2 separate regions of the Homo sapiens genome follow, and region 2 is linked to region 1. The links are chromatin contacts, found by Hi-C or POLR2A ChIA-PET in ENCODE. All regions are on one chromosome and are shown on one strand. The core of a region is the stretch at or near the end of the contact, and the rest is flanking DNA. Distances in the headings are between cores, read along the strand shown. Region 1 holds the start of WWOX-AS2 (WWOX antisense RNA 2). Region 2 has its middle 320 kb from the start of MAF.

Region 1 (5,585 bases), core at 2,749-5,248:
TGCTTTAGAATTTTTGGATGATTAGACTTGTACTTCTTTTAGGCTATTTTTCCACCTGGTACTATTTGGCTTTACTGACTGCCCTCATTCCCCATACACCACCTTGTTTTGTTCAGATTCCCCTAAATCTTCATTCTCGTCCCACCTCCCCATCACTCCTGACTACTTGAAACACGACTTCTGTCCTCAGAAGGCAGCAGTGTTCCCTCCTCCCGTTCATTTTTCATTTTCCCGTTGCTTAAAAAAATCAAGCATATGTTTGCAGTCATCACTGATGTTCTGCCTCCTCTTCTAAAGTTATAGATGAGTGCCAAGTTGGCAGAGCATGTAGAAAGATCACTGCAGATGTCCTTGTCGTGTTGACCTTATTGGAGAATTTCCTATCTGTGATGACCTGTAAATGGAATTTAAGGGAGGAATCAAACGTGTTAGCACGGGGTTGGCATTGCGTGGCTGTTTTCAATTAACTTGACCACTATGATAACATCAAAGGTGTGTGTACCATTCTATGACCATTGAATCTCCATGGACATGTTTTGGGAAATGGATTTGTCCCATTACACTGCTTTCTTTAGTGCATAAGATCTTGAAGGGAGGGATGCATTCTATGCACCCCAAGTTTCTGGTTTACTCGTGGTTTCAGGTGTCCCTTTAGACAACATCACTGACAACTCACTATGTAAAACCAAACAAATTATTAGCTTTCTTACTGTGTGTTTGCATTTGCTGTGCCCAGGGAAATGGGAAGTGCATTGAGGAAGAGGCCCCAAGACATGGAGAAGTCACTCCAACTTTCCGGAAACCCCTTTTGCTGTGCCATGTGCATGGAAGGAGAGGAATGAATGACTGTTGAAGCCAGATGGCCTTGCTCATTGATTCTCTCCTTTCCCGCCCTCTCAAGCCATCCAGAAGGAGAATGAAATGCTCAAATCAAGGGAGTTAACTATGGCAAAGATGTTAGTAATGGGAAACTTTGGAGGAAGGCAAAGTCAGAAATTATTCTGCAGGGAGATTTGGGGATGTTGGATGCTAAGGCCCAAGCCGTCTATTGTATGCCTTTTGCTTTGGCATAAAACAACAGATGACCTTCTGTTAGGTGTATGTCTGCTCATGCTTGAGAGTGGTGGTGTTTGGAAAGACTCAATAGCATATGCACATGAGGAAGTTGACCAAATGATTCCACAGCACATACTCATTTTTTTGCTCTGATTCTAGCTTTTCCTCCAATTTTATTCAGAATTTGTTCTTTTCTTACCTCACACCATATAGAAAAATCAACTCAAAGTGGATTGGAGACTTAAACATAAGATCTGACAGTGTAAAATTAGTAGAAGAAAACAAGGAGGAAAGCTCCATGACACTGGTCTGCACAATGAGTGTTTTTGTATATGAACCGAAAAACAGGTAGCAAAAGCAAAAATAGACAACTGGGATTACAACAATCTAAAAAATTTCTTTACAGAAAGGAAGCAATGAACAGAGTGAAGCAGCATCCTACAGAAAGAGAATATTTGCAAACCACACATGTGATAAGGGGTTAATATTCAAAATGTACACACAGCGTAAATGCAAGAAAAGAATCTGATGTAAAAATGGCCCTTCCAACATCTAGCATTATTGTGTGTTGAATAAATACTTGTTTGATTAGGTCTAATCACTCTTCATGATTGGATTTCCAAAATGTGGACTCTCAGCAGGACATTACAGGGACAGTGGTTGGGTCTGGAGATGTCACCCTTAGCTGTTTTTCACAATGAGAGGTTGTTTTATCATAAATAAATCAATAAATGGTAGATTATACACCGGAGTTACTGAGAATTATAAAAAAATTAAAAAAGCCCACATTTTAAAGGGAATTTGGTATTTTTAACAAAGCATCAGGGGGCTGGGAGCAGTAGCTCACGCCTGTAATGACAGCACTTTGGGAGGCCGAGGTGGGCGGATCACAAGATCGGGAGATCGAGACCATCCTGGCTAACATGGTGAAATGCTGTCTCTACTAAAAATACAAAAAGAAATTAGCTGTGCGTGGTGGCGGGCGCCTGTAGTCCCAGCTACTTGGGAGGCTGAGGCAGGAGAATGGCATGAACATGGGAGGTGGAGCTTGCAGTGAGCCGAGATTGTGCCACTGCACTCCAGCCTGGGCAACAGAGCAAGACTCCATCTCAAAAAAAAAAAAAAGAAAAAAAAGCATCAGGGTTGTCACCATGAAGCAGGAGGAGAAAAATAATGCTGTTAGACTTCTTAAAGCGTATTTTGTGGTTTATTTTATTGCTCTGTAAATTGCAGGCTGTAATTCATGGGGCTCAGGCCAGTGATTTCACAGTTGATAGACCAGGCACATCTCTTCCCACCCCTTCCCCACCTAGGGGCAAGGTTTTCAGGAAGAGCCCCTTTTCTAAACCACACATGGCCTGCTCACAAATCTTATGATAAAACTCTACCCACTGAGAAGCACAAGGTGTGAGGCTATTGATGAGGAGTTGAAGGTGACAGAGACCGAGAAAGTGCTGCACACCTTTGGCCTAAAGGGTAATGAGCAACACACAAGGATTGGGAGATGTTCATGGCAAGAAAAATTCAGAAGGGACATTGTTGTTTCACTAATTCTGTAAAGGAGAGCAGCGGCATTTACTTAGGCCGATTCCCCATTCTCTCTTTCTGTTTTTAAACAGAGACAGATCTTGCTCTGTTGCCCAGGCTGGAGTGCAGTGGCATGATGGCATGATCATAGTTCACTATAATCTCGAACTCCTGGTTTCAAGTAGTCTTCCTGCCTTGGCCTCCCAAAATGCTAGGAATACAGGCAGGAGCCACTGTTACTGGTCTGTTTTTTTTCCTTAAATACATAGGCAACTTCCTCGATTGTCTCTCCTTTATTGGCATTGAGAGATAAGCACAATAATGATTGTTAAGATGGAATATTATGAAGGCTCAAGGAATACTTCTGAAGGCTTTTTGTCTATGAAGTACACGAGGTTTCTTAATAGTTTGGCCTCTGGCAAAAATGGTTTTATTGTAGTTTCATCCTTGTTGAGTCAATAATTAACTGAGTTTGATTAAAGCTGAATTTTCCTAAGTATGAAAACCATGTGGGCCCTTCTCTTTCCTCGTGATGCACGGTGATAGTGCGTATCTAACACTTGAAGGTGTCCACGCTGGCCCTAGCTCAGTGAGATGGCTTTGCTTTGGGGGGGTGAGGGGGCGGAGGTGGTGGAAAGGCAGCAAGCTACGATGTTCTTATGTGTGTGGCCTTGCTTCTGGTGGTGGGGTGGCACACATGCTCTGTAGTCTTTCTGGATGGGTTTGGCCCACGGGAGACCCCCTGGCTGTCCACCAGCCCCTTTGTGATAGTCTCATAGTCTTATTTGTCTTTTGGCTTGTATCCCACCTGTTCACTTTTTACCATAGCTAACCTTTCTAAGTGGTCAGGTGGGACTCATGGAGATTTTCCGTTCTTTGGCAACTAGCAGCGACTGCAGATTACTCATCAGCTGTCTCCTTGAGTCCACAATGCCGGGCGGTGGACGGGCTTCCTGCCTCCTGGCCCAGGGCCCCTTTGCCGGCTCTTAGTGTAGAGCACTAGTTGTACCATCTGGTAGTTGTTTGTGCCTGCGACTCTCTTCCCTATTAGGCTTTGACTCCTTAAGGATAAGAACCATGTCTTATTTTTTTTAATCTGTAGCTCCAGTATCCAGCCCAGGACTTGACACCAGCCTCTGTCAAATACATCCGTGGAACGCATTTGTAAGAAATCGAGGCCAAGGCACTGGAAGTCCCATTGTCTCTGGATGCTGAGACCTTGAATTTCATGCCATGGACCCCTCCCTTACATTCCGTCTTTAATGTGCTATAAATAGACATTCCTGGCCTTGCCTAAATAGGATTAAGTAGTACCAAATGGTCCTTACCGTTCTGAGGCCTCACTGAGACTCATTTTGAATCTTTAAAGAAAGCAGTAGAGGGATGGAGAAGAAGTGGGTCAAAACCTGGTTTCTGCCTGTGGGAAAATACAAAACAACACAACAGCAAAGCAGACTAGCATGGTTCAAAGCACACATTGAGGTTTTTGGTGTGCCATTCTAATGCATGAGCTCATTTTGAGCCAAGGATAGCTTTTTGGTGTAGAATTTTGCCAGTCCTACGGTCAATGCAGTACTAATTGTGTGTGTGACTTTGTGCAGTGGGGAAAGGTGGGGCTTTAAAATAAAACAGAAGGTATGAATTGCTTGGCATTTGCTGTGGTTCCTAAGTCTCCATTCCGCTTGCCAAGATTAAATTGAATTATTCCCGCTGCCATTCAGTTTTACTCTGCACAAAATACAGCCAACATTTTTGCATTTCTTTCTTCCTTCCTCCTTTTCTTCTTTCCTTCCTTCCTTCCTTTTTCCCTTCATCTATCTTTGTTCCGCTTTTGTTTGTTTTTTTTTAGATCGCTGCATGCTGCCGCGTTGGGTTAACCATGGTAGCATTTTACCATGAGAAGCCATAGCAAGATGTGCCAGGTGCATGCTGCTGGAACACCTGGCTGAGGCTCCAACAGCATTTTCCTATGACTGAGGGTAGGGTAGGTAGATGACTCATTACAATTTATAAAATGGGGGGCTTAGCTTGGGTATCATCGTGGTTATTCCAAGCAGTCTTCCAGCTGGACTAGCTTTTCGGGAACACGTGTGTGTTTGTGCTGGAAGCCCCAGTAATATCATTTAATTCGAAAGCTTTTTTCTATGATGAATTATTCAGGCAGTGTTTACCAAAATTGTCATTGATCAGTACAGACCCAGAGAGCATGTACAACAGCGCCTGTGCTGGGCCTGCTAGGAGTCGATATTTTCTGGCTCAAAGAAGTTCCAAAAGAATTCAAAGCCAGTGTGTCTCTTTCTCTGGACGGCCAAGTGATGCAGGTACCACGCTTAGGTCTGCTGGTGTTTAGCTTGACTTAAAACCCAGCCAGGGAAATATGTTTCACTTTGCTGGGGTGCAGGTGGAGGAGGCTATTATTCTTAGGCATTTAACAGTGAAGAATGTTGGGCAGGGCAGAGGGTCAGCTGAATGGCAGGGATTCCAGGTCTCAGTTAATGCCCACAAATTTCTGAACTTTGAACATAAATACCCTCACTGCAATACATGTTTTTCTTTCTCTCTCTTTCTTTCTCTTTTTTTTTTTTTGAAAAACTTTTTTGGAGCAGCACCTGCATGTTGTAAAAACACAAAATAAAAAAAAAATAAATAAAAGCAGACCCCTTGGTTCAGATATCTTTGTTTGTGTAAATGTTTTGGCATTCTTTATGAAAATCTTCAGATTTTCAAGAGCTTAAGATGACCTCCTCTAGCCGGCTGCAGCAGTGTCTAGGTATCTGTGAATGTGTAAGAAATTGAGACAGCCTGCAAAATAGCTCACCCAGCTTTTCTTTAAAGTTCCAACCTTTTTGCTGGCTCTCTTTCAAACTGTACTGCTCACTTTGGGCTGTACGTTAGAACCACCTGAGAAGTTCTTTTTCTTTCTTTTTTTTTTTTGAGATGGAGTCTTCCTCTGTCACCCAGGCTGGAGTGCAGTGGTGGGATCTTGGCTCACTGCAACCTCT
Region 2 (5,698 bases), core at 35-2,534, 780 kb after region 1:
ATCCCTCCTCTAAAAGGAAAATATTAATGGTGTCACCAAAGAGTGGGAGCCTGAATCTTTAAGGTGATCTGAATCTTTAAGTGACAGAAGTCCTGCAACTTGGAGTCCCAGGAATACTTATAACTGGCCCCACAGTCACCGCTTCCCCAAAGGCTACGGTAACAGAATGAACTCAACTCTCTTTAGCCAAAGAAGACCTTTTAGATTAGGAAGGTGCAAATTCTCAAATTACTCAGTATCAGTTTGTCATATGATCTCTCCAATCAAAACTGTAAGTAGATCTCTTTACTTTCTCTTTAGTTTAATAAATAGCATTGGCAGGTGGTTTCATCTGGGGGTTTAATATTCTCCCTTGAACAGTATTTTATCGCCTGAGGAGAATGATTTTGGGTGCAGAACTACAAAGCTAGTCTCAGGGTGGACTGTGGGCTGTCAGCTAAACCCATTCATTAATCCAAAGGGTCCTATTTGCTTATGAGTTTCATCAAAGGCATGTTTCAAACCCATGAAGCAGCAAAAATGACAAGTTAGGAAGTCATAAAGCTTTGGGTTACTCACAAATAGTCAAAACCACAAATGTCAAACCTGCACCTGCCAAGGGTCTATTGTACCAGATTCTGAGCTCCTTGAGGGTGGGGAATAGGGAATGTTTCTGATTCATCTTTGTATCTCTGGTAACTGCAACCAGCACAGTACCAGGCATTGTGAATGTCCTTCACATATTTATGGCGTGAGTGGATAGATGGACGGATGAATGGATGGATGGATGAATGGATGAATGGATAGGGTTTGTGTAAGATAATAATTTTTAAACTCAATGATGAACAAAGAAAACCATCTTTCTAGAAAAGCACGCCATGTTACATTAGACATATGAAACTTCCTCCCAGTTCACAATAAGTACATTCCAGAAAGTTTACACTTTGGGCTAGAATTTGCAATATATTCTTTTTAAAAGCTTCTTAAAATTGGTAAAAAGTTCTCCTCATTCTAGAGCAGTGTAAGCATAAATCTTTGTATTTTAAAAAGATCCTCAAATGCTTAATTTGTAGTCCCAAATTCTACATCCAACGCCTTTAGGTCACCTATATGCTTTTCTGATGACTGAAAGAAAGGGAATGACAAACTTTTAAAAAACGATTAAAAAGATCTCTTAAAAAACATTTTGCAAGTCTTTGAAGCTGTCATAAAAATCTTAGGTAGTTTCTGAAAATTGTCCAAATATGGTAGTGTCGCCATAACCAATTGCTCAGCAATCATTACAGACTCTGGGTTAGCTCTGACAAAGGAACTAATATTCTGAAAATGAAAGTATCTGAGAACTAAGCACAGGCCGCACAGAACCTGCACGCTGCTTTGGCACTTGCACTACCTCCAGAGACCTTGGGCAGATGCACCTGAACTTTCACCAAGCTGCTTGGCCTGTCCTCAAACAGACATGCCAGTGTCTCCTGCACGGGGTAGCTGGGGAGCTAATCTGCTTCACTCACCTTCCATTTAAGTGAAACCATAATCTACCCCCTGCACCTCCTCCTCAAAAAAAAAAAAAAAAAAGACAAAGCCCCATAGTAGTGATTGATGGCAGAACAAGGGTCCTTTTAGCACAAATTTACACTTACCATGTTCCTCAACTACAAGGTATTTTAATAAAGTTAATCTCCTGATATTTGTGCTAGAAATTGCTGGTATTAAGTGGCGATTTAGCAGAACACCACTGACCCTTCAGCAAGCTTTGCGCCCAGGAGCTTAAAGCAAACAAGCTATGGCAAACCACCTCCATCCGCCTTCTACCCCAGCAGAACTCCCTTTGGTATGAAGGTCTTGATATGAAAGATGTTGCACTTCCTTCTTTCTGCCATATGCATTCTTGCAGCAAGAAAAGGTGAAGGACGGGTACTACTTCCACACCATCCAAAGGCAAATGCCCCATTCACTTGGCAACATCACCCCTTAGAGGGTTCCACTGGGTAATTACAAAATACCTGAGTGGCAACTATATGCTGGGCCTAAAGTAAGGCATCAAAAAATTTACCCAAAACCTTTACATCTAGCTCATTGCAGACGCCTAACATAAAAGGGCACCAGGAAAGAGAGCAGAGATATTTCTAGTTCGGCAGATGTCTGCCAATGCTTTTCTCACATTTTGACCATCATCATAATAATCCCAATGATATAATCATCGATAATAATAATGTTAGTCATAAAACAAGGGTGACTTTTTAAGAAAGGTTGGGAAGTTGTTTCAAACTGTGCAGGGCTGGTGTCACAGGAAAATGTCAAACTTTCCACTTTAACTTCCGTTTTTCAGGCATGAACACTTTGCTTTGGGGGAAATCTGGGCACTATGAGGGCTCAACCTGAGAACAAACTTCAAGTGTGCACCGTGCCTCTTTTCTGCTCATCTCTCAGTCACCTGGACTCGTTAAAAATACAGAACTCTGGGTCCAGCCAGACTGAAAATCAGCTCTCCCCCCAGCCAACAGTCCAAGCCTGGATTTCCACGAAGGCACGCGGCTCTCTTTACAGATTGCAGATTTACATGGTAAAAATAGAAACGTACGGCATCACATGTATATGCAAATTTGCCAACCAAACTCAGTGCTGAAAATAGTTATTTACTATTTGGCTTGCATATTGGCCCAGAAAACCTTCCATACCTATTTCATGCTCATTTAAATTCTTTAAGAGTTCCTGACCCATTTAAATTCCTTGAGGGATGCCTGGCTTCATAGGCATTTGTCTGCTGCTCTCCCCAGCAGCTTTTAAAGAAATATTGCCTGTCAGTGCAGACTGGACTTTGGAAAAAATATCTATTAAAAAAATATTTTTAATATATACGGCCCCCCTTTCGTTAGGTCTTTAAGCCATAATATATACGGCCCCGCTTTCCTTAGGTCCATTCTGGGCACTGTTTAGCCACGAGTGGCCTTGGACCTAGAATTAGGGCTTCCTTCTTGATAGCTCCTTTAGGATTAGGGACGAGAATGCCTAAGCTGTACAGCTGGAAAATAGGGACAGCAGTTTTTCCGAAAATTTGGTCCCTGGACACCTACATCAGAGTCCCCTAGGTGTGGGGAGCAGGGAAGGCTTGTGCAAAACGCAAGCTCCTGACTCCTCTCTAGAACCGCTGACTCTGAATTTCTGGGAGTGGGACTCTGGATGTTGCTTTTATAGGAAGTTTACCATGGTGATTCTGGTGGCCTCCAGGGGTGGGGAATCCATTACTCAGAAACCACCCTGAAATCCTGAAAGTGTGCTGCTCAGGAGCTGGATTCCGCAAGGCCAGAGGGCACCGCAGGACTCACCACCAAATGAGGGCACTGACGTCCTGCAGGAAGGCGGGAGGTGACTTCCCCAACGTGACCAGCGCACACTGAGGTCTGCACTGCCATTCTTTCCAGGAGCAATTCTGGTGCTCACAGAAGGGACCACTGTTCCTAAGGGCAGTGTGGCAAATTATTCCCACTGCACAACTGGCTGAGCCAAAGGGGCACCATCTCTGCCCCCATATTTAGGGACGATGACTCAGTACAGTTTGGGTTCTACAGCACGACAGTGTGTGTTTAAACCCTGGCCCTACCTCCCACTGGCTACTTCAGTTTACAGAGGAAATGATAACAGTTCCTACCTAATAAGTTTATTGAGAGATCAAATAAGATCAATATTGATAGGCATCTGGGTGATATGGGCCAACTAGTCAGCCCTTAATAAGCAGTAGCTAGCTGGTTTTTCTTTTAAAATACTTTTAAAATACTTTTTAAATACTTTTTTGTTTAAAAACCGTTTAGAATTTACAGCATTCCAAAGACTCTCCCCAGAAAGTCTATCTAGGTGAACAGGCAAGTTTGGTTTGGAAAATGAGGTGATGATGCAAAGTGAAGCCTACAGAAACTATGGAACCTTCTTAGAAAAGTCCTCTGTACTATCCTCTGCTAGAGAAGGAAGCTGAGGTCACCTGATATTGAAAAGTTGGCCCCACCATCAAGTAGCAGATAGTTTCATAGCATAAATTCACTGCCAACTACTTAGTGGGTTCTTGATACATTTGGCAGTATGCTGTTTCTCATCTTCACTCACACATTTATTTGCCACACCATTATCCTTGCATGCACACGTGTATATGTGCATGCACACTTGAACAATAATACTTCTTTCACTCACTTTTTTCAGCATAGGCAAAGACACATCTATTGAAATATCTATCCAGGCATACATACTGGTGCCTCACATAGATACAGAACTTGCTCAGAGCTACCCACAGACATTCCCACGCATCTTTAACAGGTGAAACAACCCAGACAGAGGCAAATGCCCACACGTCCACCCGTTCTCACATGGCCGTATCCACAGGCTCCCACACAACCCAGGACACAGCTTTGTGTGCCTCTGCACAAACACCCTCGTAGAGACACAACTGCACAAATGCACTCAACATGCCTCTTCCCCGCCTCCTCCCACACAAACGTATCGACGAGTTCTTGGAGTATGGCACAGACCTGACTCTCTGGCAAAAAACCAAAAAACAAACAGACAAAAAAACCCTTTGGAAACCCATTAAAAACCGAAGCCAGAAGTGAGCGTCCCCTTCGCGTTATGTCAGCAGGCTGCTGACTGTGGGAGCAGGGAGCATGAACACAAACGAACATTCCAGAATCAGCTTTGTTGTCCTCCACGTACTCTGCCTTCCTTTTTTTTTTTTTTTTTTCCTTCAGCAACAACAGAAATCTGTGAAATGACTGAGGGTGGTTAATTAAGCATTGCAGCCCATATTCCACTGCAGTTTCAATTGGATATGGTGTTCTCTTTCACTTCCTGTTATGCAGGATTGCGGCAGGCTGTTAGACACCTGCCACGCTCCCAGCCCAGCTGCTGTTCAGCTAGGGGCAGAGAGGAAGCACTCCCGGGCCCTCGGCCTTGAGAGGGTCTCATTCTGCAAACCAGCCCCTTCCCGGTGAGGCGGGGGCTGGCGGGGGAGGCACAGCTGATGTGAGTCCACACTGGAAGCTTGAGGACCAGCAGCTGGCGGTAAAGACCTTAGTCCATTGTGAGGGTTGTGGCAGGAGGCCAAGTGTTTTCCCCCAAACCCCCAAACCCTGAGTCCTGCCATGACCCACGTGTAATTAAAGCTGGAGTGTCTACGCAGGCCGGAAATCAGATGTTATTTTTTGGTTTGCCTGGATCCCTTAGCGTCAGGAATCAGACTGCATGCAGAAACATCCACTTGTTTGTTGAGCCATTTATTTGCTCATTCATTCATCCACTCATTCTTTCATTCACTCATTCATTTATTCACTCATTCATTCATTCACTCATTCTTTCATTCACTCATTCATTTATTCACCCATTCATTCACTCACTCATTCTTTCATTCACTCACTCATTCATTTATTCATCACCTTGGGAGAACCTCCTATGGGTTAGCTTCTCTGTGTTAGGCAGTCACCAAACAGACAAGGCACATTTTAATTTTAATAAAGCTAGCTAACCCTCCTCATCGTAGCTCCGATTTATTGAGAACCCATTATGTGCCAAACAACATGTGCCATACCAGTGAGCTCCAGCACCCTTTATTTAACAAAACTACTCCCAGTTCCTTGGGGATATTTTTCACTGCTTGTAATTACTCTGTTTTTATCAGAAAACAGAGAGGAAGGCATTGGAGGGAGGGCAGAGGGAGGGTGAAGGGGAAGCAGGGGAG

What was found. A loop is a pair of places that touch in the nucleus more often than their neighbours do. ChIA-PET counts read pairs that join two places held with the same protein, here RNA polymerase II (POLR2A). Pooled maps may share reads with other maps.
Region 2: a loop to region 1 is called in a pooled map, with 2.1 times the contacts of the local background. The contact joins the enhancer-like site here to the promoter of WWOX-AS2 in region 1. A Hi-C loop is called at or near these places in 3 of 50 pooled maps. POLR2A ChIA-PET finds 5 or more read pairs at or near these places in 2 of 52 experiments (T-cell and activated CD4-positive, alpha-beta memory T cell).

Annotation. Positions count from the first base shown.
Region 1 is chr16:78,496,038-78,501,622 of GRCh38, forward strand. WWOX-AS2 (WWOX antisense RNA 2) reads right to left here and starts at 3,999. Exons shown (of 2, transcript XR_007065129.1): 1 at 3,912-3,999; 2 at 1-394. All of the region lies in intron 8 of WWOX (WW domain containing oxidoreductase), which reads left to right.
Region 2 is chr16:79,282,432-79,288,129 of GRCh38, forward strand. It overlaps a transcript of MAF not described here. Among named protein-coding and RNA genes, the nearest start is that of MAF, 320 kb to the right of the region's middle. RefSeq lists an enhancer at 4,957-5,457. Within about 2 kb of position 1,285, at least 3 of the 41 ENCODE cell types and tissues checked have a DNase peak (open chromatin) inside an H3K27ac peak, as active enhancers do.